3 separate regions of the Homo sapiens genome follow, and all the other regions are linked to region 3. A link is an interaction called in ENCODE POLR2A ChIA-PET data of the cell type or tissue named here. Cell type or tissue: GM12878. All regions are shown on one strand. Region 1 overlaps GLDC (glycine decarboxylase). Region 2 overlaps GLDC (glycine decarboxylase). Region 3 has its middle 14 kb from the start of LINC02851.

Evidence for each region. Peaks named below come from ENCODE experiments on the same cell type or tissue, not always from the same donor. Only the 100,000 strongest peaks of a DNase experiment are listed, where the experiment ranks them.
Region 1: POLR2A ChIA-PET joins it to region 3 with 7 read pairs; 11 of 35 experiments call an interaction of 5 or more read pairs at or near these places.
Region 2: POLR2A ChIA-PET joins it to region 3 with 5 read pairs; 6 of 35 experiments call an interaction of 5 or more read pairs at or near these places.

What each region holds. Positions count from the first base shown.
Region 1 is chr9:6,620,048-6,622,547 of GRCh38, reverse strand. GLDC (glycine decarboxylase) reads left to right here. Exons shown (of 25, transcript NM_000170.3): 3 at 2,229-2,364. Among named protein-coding and RNA genes, the nearest start is that of GLDC, 24 kb to the left of the region's middle. In GM12878, no CTCF peak of the experiment used is centred here; no DNase peak of the experiment used is centred here; H3K27ac peaks cover 608 bases.
Region 2 is chr9:6,599,669-6,602,168 of GRCh38, reverse strand. It overlaps GLDC (glycine decarboxylase), which reads left to right. Exons shown (of 25, transcript NM_000170.3): 8 at 1-60. Among named protein-coding and RNA genes, the nearest start is that of GLDC, 45 kb to the left of the region's middle. In GM12878, no CTCF peak of the experiment used is centred here; no DNase peak of the experiment used is centred here.
Region 3 is chr9:6,689,087-6,691,586 of GRCh38, reverse strand. No RefSeq gene overlaps it. Among named protein-coding and RNA genes, the nearest start is that of LINC02851, 14 kb to the left of the region's middle. RefSeq lists an enhancer at 1-127. In GM12878, no CTCF peak of the experiment used is centred here; a DNase peak (open chromatin) is centred at 1,519; H3K4me3 peaks cover 878 bases; H3K27ac peaks cover 2,215 bases.

The sequences.
Region 1 (2,500 bases), 69 kb after region 3:
TGAGCACTGAGTGAACGAGACTCTGTCTGCAATCCCGGCACCTCGGGAGGCCGAGGCTGGCGGATCACTCGCGGTTAGGAGCTGGAGACCAGCCCGGCCAACACAGGGAAACCCCGTCTCCACCAAAAAAATACGAAAACCAGTCAGGCGTGGCGGCGCGTGCCTGCAATCGCAGGCACTCGTCAGGCTGAGGCAGGAGAATCAGGCAGGGAGGTTGCAGTGAGCCAAGATGGCAGCAGCACAGTCCAGCTTCGGCCCGTGGAAAGAGGGAGAGGGAGACCGTGGGGAGAGGGGGAGGGGGAGGGGGACCATATCTCTTGTGAATTTATTTCCTGGGAAAGCATGTGGAGTGCGGAGTGTGTGTGTGTGTGTGTGTGTGTGTGTGTGTCTGTGTGTGTGTGGTGGAGGGTGAAAGTATTTTACTTGAGGATAAAGATTGATGCAAATAATATTCAGATAGAGTTCAATAGGGTTAAAACAATGTTAAGTGTCTTCCTTGCCAGTTTGCTGTCTTAGGTTTTGCTTTACCTACGTTTTTCTCTGATAGAGGAAAAATAAAATAATCAATTCCCAGGGTTAAGTGACTGAGTCCCCAAGAAGATCTTAAAGAAGACAGCCATTTGCCTAAGTAGTTAAATCCCAGTTAAATTTTAGTAGCATGATCTATCTCTATGCAGAGAGGTAAAGAAAGAACCAAATGATGTCATTTCTATCTAAAAAGTACCCTTCAGTGGCAGGGCGCGGTGGCTCACGCCTGTAATCCCAGCACTTTGGGAGGCTGAGGTGGGCGGATCACGAAGTCAGAAGTTCGAGACCAGCCTAGCCAATATGGTGAAACCCCATCTCTACTAAAAATACAAAAATTAGCCAGGTGTGGTGATGTGCGACTGTAGTCCCAGCTACTCAGGAGGCTGAGGCAGAAGAATCGCTTGAACCTGGGAGGTGGAGGTTGCAGTGAGCCAAGATCGAGCCACTGCACTCCAGCCTGGGTGACAGAGCAAGACTCCCTCTCAAAAAAACAAAAAAGGACCCTTCAGTATAAGAGCTGTCCATGTAGCAGCTCTCAACTTAGTCCAGTGAGTTAAAGTGTGAGATTGGATTAGTAATCCTTTAATTTAAAGTCGTGTGACCTCAGCCAAGTGACCGTCTTCAATCCTCAGTACCCTAGGCTGTGCGAAAAGCATATGGTACAATTCCTGGTGGAATAATGTTCAATAAATGTCAAATGCTATTATTATTTTGTGATTATATGAATGACCCGAGAAAGGGTCCCACCTGCATCCAAGTACATTTATACTTCTTAATAACCAAAGTGCCTTCATGAGAATGCTGGTAGAAACTGCATAAGGGTGTGTTTTTTTGCTTTTGTTTTTGTTTGAGATGGGGGTCTCACTCTGTCACTCAGGTTTGAGTGCAGCGGCGCCATCTTAGCTCACTACAATCTCTGCCTCCCAGGCTCATGTGATCCTTCCACCTCAGCCTCCCAAGAATCTGGGACCACAGGTGTGAACCACCATGCCTGGCTAATTTTTTGCCTTTTTTGGTAGAGACGGGGTTTCACCGCCTTGCCCAGGCTTGTCTTGAACTCCTGACCTCAGGTGATCCGCCCACCTCAGCCTCTCAAAGTGCTGGGATTGCAGGTGTGAGCCACTGTTCACAGCCCTGCATGAGGGTCTTTGATTACAACTGATATTTTCTATTGTTGAGTGATGGCCTTTTTATAAGTTGCCCTTTCAGTGACACAAAGGAGGAATGTGCAACTGAGTAGAACAATTTTAGAGAAAATGTAGATTATGTGTTAATTAGACTGAAGCTGTGCCTACTTCCAGAGAGTATGAGGCAGTTTAGAAGGTAAAACACAGTATTTTACTGGGAGTAAGACAGAATTTTTATTTAGCGTATATACAGCAGAAATAGAAAGGGAACAGAAAAAGCCTGGAATGAGGCAAGTGTTAAAATGGGCAGTTCTAGCAAACAGAACCGAATAAGGAACAGTCAAAACAGTGATGGGGGGGCCAACCTTGAGGAGAAATTGAGTGTTGTTTGGGGACTTTTTTTTTTTTTGAGATGTCGCATACAGTACTTAGTGTTGGTTGGATGGATGACTCTTACATTTTCCATATAGTTATTCTGTCATAAATACTCAAACAAAATGAGGGATTTAAACTGTAATTAGAGCTCTTTTCTGAGACATCTGTCTGTAACATTTCTCTTTTTCCCACAATTAGGTGAAAATGAAATCCTTGCAACTCTGCATGCCATTTCAAGCAAAAACCAGATCTGGAGATCGTATATTGGCATGGGCTATTATAACTGCTCAGTGCCACAGACGATTTTGCGGAACTTACTGGAGAACTCAGGATGGTAATGTATTTCTCAGTTCAGGAACAGGATGACTGTGATTTGCATAATTCTCTCCATCCTCCATCTGTCCCCTTGCAGTCTCAGAGCCTCCACACTGACACCCACCTCCTAGTGCTGTCTCCAATGTCCGGGAACC
Region 2 (2,500 bases), 89 kb after region 3:
CAAACCAGGGAGCAACACATTCGGAGAGACAAGGCTACCAGCAACATCTGTACAGCTCAGGTAAATCACACGTCTGACCTGACTACTGAATGCCTTACGATACACAGAAATGAGCTACTCATTCATTCATTCATTTGTTCATTTATTCACCACCTCCTGAGCAGTGAGCACACCAGAAATGGCAAGATCTTATTGGTGTAGAAGGCTCATTGTCTTATGAGAACCAAAATACAGTATTGGCTGGGTACGGTGGCTCATGCCTGTAATCCCAGCACCTTGTGAGGCCAAGGCAGGCAGATTGCTGGAGCCCAGGAGTTGGAAACCTGCCTGGGCGACATGGCGAAACACCATCTCTATGAAAAATAAAATAAAATAAATTAGCCGTCAGTGGTGGTATGCTCCTGTAGTCCCAGGTGCTAGGGAGGCTCAGGTGGGAGGATCACCAGAATCTGGGAGGTTGAGGCTGCAGTGAGCCATGATTATGCCACTGCACTCCAGCCTGAGTGACAGAGGGAGACTCTGTCCCCAACTCCTGCCCCCACAAAAAAAGTTAAAGAAAAAGACACTGTGTTTTACTGGTGTTCTTTATATGTACACCATTTGCCTATGCTTTCTCTTCACCATACATGTTTTAATACTAAAAAAAATAAAAAGCATTATTTGTTTCATTTTACCCATAATCACATCTTCAGATCCTGAACAGGCAAAGCGTAAGAAAGGACAAAAAAGGCCAGTCTTCACTTTTATATACAGACTTAAAATATATGTAAATAGAAAGATGGATATCAGGGTCTCTAGTATTCTTGGCGTTGGGCCAGGTTTGTTATGGGTGGCAGTTGAGACACCCTCTCTTAGGACTGAGAAGGAGCCTCTCCAGGAATGGGTTGAGGAAGGCAAAGCAAGGGCATTTGTGATGACTGTGCTTGAGGGGATGGTGGTAGTCATGAGGCACTCTTACTGGGAGATTATGACTGGCATTCTTTTTTTTGTTTTTTCGAGACAGAGTTTTACTCTGTCGCCCAGGCTGGAGTGCAGTGGCGCAATCTCAGCTCACTGCAACCTCTGCTGCCCGGTTTCAAGCAATTCTCCTGCCTCAGCCTCCTGAGTAACTGGGATTACAGGCGCCTGCCACAGCGCCAGGCTAGTTTTTGCATTTTTAGTAGAGACGGGGTTTCACCATCTTGGCCAGGTTGGTCTTGAACTCCTGACCTCATGATCCACCCACCTCGGCCTCCCAAAGTGTTGGGATTACAAGCATGAGCCACTGCACCTGGCCATGTCTGGCATTCTTTAAAAGGATGGGATAAAACAGGAAGAGCTTCCTGGGTTCTGACCAGGGTTCTGGGTTCTGCTCCTTGAAGTTGCTCCAGGGCTTAGGTCGAAGTGTTTGTGAAACCCAGCCAAACCCTAGGATCAGTTGGAGGCCCACTCCTGAGCACAGGATCCATTCTAAGTGCATCTCTTTTTTTTTTTCTTCTTCTTTTTTTTTCTTCTTTGAGATAGAGTCCTGTTCCTGCGTCACCCAGGTTGGAATGGGGTGGCGCAATCTTGGCTCACTGCAACCTCTGCCTCCTGGGTTCAAGTGATTCTTGTGCCTCAGCCTCCTAAAGAGCTGGAATTACAGGCCACCACACCCAGATAATTTTTGTATTTTTAGTAGAGGCAGGTTTCATCATGTTGGCCAGGCTGGTCTCAAACGCCTGACCTCAAGTGATGGTCCTGCCTGGGCCTCCCAAAATTTTGGGATTGTAGGTGTGAGCCATGGCACCTGGCTTCTTTTTTTTTTTTTTTCTTGAGACAGATTCTTGCTCTGTTGTCCATTCTGGAGTGCAGTGGCATGGCCATAGCTCACTGCAGCCTCAACCTTCAACCTCCAGGGCTCAAATTATTCTCCGGTCTCAGCCTCCTAAGTAGCTGGGACTATGGGTACATTCCACCACGCCCAGCTAATTTTCAAAAAAATGTTTTGTAGAGGCGAGGTCTCACTTTGTTGCTCAGGTTGGTCTCAAATTCCTGAGCTCAAGTGATCCTATCTTGGCCTCCCATAGTGATAGGATTATAGGCATGAGCCACCGTGCCTGGCCACTGTAATTGCATCTCTTCCATGAAGTGTCAGAGAGAGATGTCACAGGTGCTTCAATGGGAGGTAGAGTGCTCTTTCGTCTCAGGGCTTTGGCGTCTAGAACCACCTCTGAAAAGCTTCTCCAGGAAGGCAGTGGGCAATAAGATCTTCTTATAGTTGGTTCTGCAGCCACGGGTCTTTGGAGCCATTTCCTCAGTTGGTCCTTTTGTATTATGTTTTGCCTCAGGAAGGTGCCACCTCTTTTCAAATATGAGCTCTTCCAGTATGATAGGAAGGAAAGGTGGTTGGCACAGGCTTTTCCTCTGTTGAACAGCAAGCTGATCTTTATTTATTTATTTGTTTTTTTGGTTGTTTTTTTTTTTTTTGAGATGGAGTCTTGCTCTGTCACCCAGGCTGGCATGCAGCGGCCCAATCTCA
Region 3 (2,500 bases):
TACAAAGGCCTAAAAACCAGGATGGTTGGGGTGGGTCATGCCCATAATCCCAGGATTTTGGGAGGCCCAGGTGGGAGGATCGCTTGAGGCCAGGAGTTCAAGACCAGCCTGGGCAACATAGCAAGACTCTGTCTCTGTAAAATCTTTTTAAAAATTGGCCAGACATGGTGACTACCGCCTGTAATCCCAGCAATTTGGGAGGCCGAGGCAGATGGATTACCTGAGGTCAAGAGTTCGAGACCAGCCTGGCTAACATGGTGAAACCCCGTTTCTACTAAAAATACAAAAATTAGCTGGGTGTGGTGGTGCACGCCTGTAGTCCCAGCTACTCAGGAGGCTGAGGCAGGAGAATTGCTTGAACCCAGGAGGCGGAGGTTGCAGTGAGCCAGATCGCACCACTGCATTCCAGCCTGGGTGACAAAGCAAGACTCTGTTTCAAAAATAAATAAATAAAAATAAAAAATAAATAAAAATAGCTAGGCATCGTGGCATGCTTGTAGTCCCAGCCACTCAAGAGGCTGAGGCAGGATTCCCTGAGCCCAACAGCTCAAGGCTGCAGTGAACTATGATTGTGTCACTGCACTCCAGTCTGGGAGACAGAGTGAAATCCTGTCTCTAACAAAAAAAAGAAAGGCCTGAAAACCATTTTTTTTTATTTTGAGACAGATTCTCATTCTGTCACCTAGACCGGTGTGCACTGGTGCGATTTCGGCTCACTGAAACCTCCATCTCCCGGGTTCAAGTGATTCTCATTCCTCAGCCTCCTGAGTAGCTGCAATTACAAATGTGTGTCACCACACCCAGCTAATTTTTGTATTTTTAGTAGAGACGCGGTTTCACCATGTTGCCCAGGCTGGTCTTGAACTCCTGACCTCAAGTGATTCACCTGCTTTGGCGTCCCAAAGTGCTAGGATTACAGGCATGAGACACTGTGCCCAGCCAATAATTAAAAATTTAAAAAAGAACACACACACACACACACAATAAAAAGAGCCTGGAATGTTACAAGTGTATTATAGTTTATTGAAGTAAAAATTACATTTATGACATCATGAACAATTGTCTTATGACACAGTGACAAGGCTTGAAATTTAAAAAAGGAAAAAAGGGAACAATTGTCTGTTTGCCAGTCAACTAAAATACATACTGCTGGCCGGGCATGGTGGCCCATGCCTGTAAGCCCAGCACTGTCAAACCAATGATCTCTTTTTTTGATAAATGATTTATTAATGAATCACATTCTCTAAAATATTCCAAATCAGAAAATGTTGGGTTAAATACTTGTCAAGTTTCACAAGGTGATTAAATATACAATTGTGGGGTCCCACTCAGAACACTGGAGTTAGTATAAAGATTATTTTAAGCTGAAGACATTTGAGATGGAACAGATGCAGAAAGAAGCTTCCTTGGGACTTCCCTTATTTGATTAAAAGTAGAAACTTCTGAGAAATGAGGACGGACATAAATTTCCTGTTTGGGGTGGCTTCTACTCCCAGGGGAGAGACCCAGAATAAACCTACCATAAATCCCCTCTCTGGCAGTTTTATGAACCTGAAAAAGACCACTCACACCTATATAAGAAAGTTTGGTTTGTGATAATGTTTGCATGTCTCCCATTTGTTCTTCTAAAAACACATTTGTCTTTTTTAGAGAAACCTATTTGTCCTTCCTATAGAAGTCCTTTTTGGCTAGGCGCGTTGGCTCAAGCATGTAATCCCAGCACTTTGGAAGGCTGAGGCAGGCAGATCACCTGAGGTCAGGAGTTCAAGACCAGCCTGGCCAATGTGGTGAAACCCTGTCTCTACTAAAAATACAAAAATTAACTGGGCATGGTGGCAGGCACCTGTAATCCCAAGCTTCTTGGGAGACTGAAACAGGAGAATCGCTTGAACCTGGGAGGCAGAGGTTGCGGTGAGCTGAGACTGCGCCACTGCACTCCAGCCTGAGCAACATAGTGAGACCCTGTCTCAAAAAAAAGAAAAAAGTCCAGGCCGGGCACGGTGGTTCATGCCTGTAATCCCAGCACTTTGGGAGGCTGAGGCGGGAGGATCACGAGGGCAAGAGATTGAGACCATCCTGGCCAACATGGTTAAACCCTGTCTCTACTAAAAATACAAAAATTAGCTGACCGTGGTGGTGTGCACCTGTAATCCCAGCTACTCAGGAGGCTGAGGCAGGAGAATTGCTTGAACCTGGGAGGCAGAGGTTGCAGTGAGACAAGATGGCACCACTGTACTCCATCCTGGTGACAGAGTGAGGCTCCGTATCAAAAACAAAAAAAAATTAGCAGGGTGTGGTGGTTCACGCCTGTAGTCCCAGCTACTTGGGGGGCTGAGGTGAGAGGATCACTTGAGCCTGGTCAAGGTTGAGGTTGCAGTGAGCTGTGTTTGTACCACTGCACTCCAACCTGGACAACAAAGTGAGACCCTGTCTCCAAAAACAAAAATGTAGGTAAATACCATCATTTGTGACAAGATGGATGAATCTGGAAAACATTATG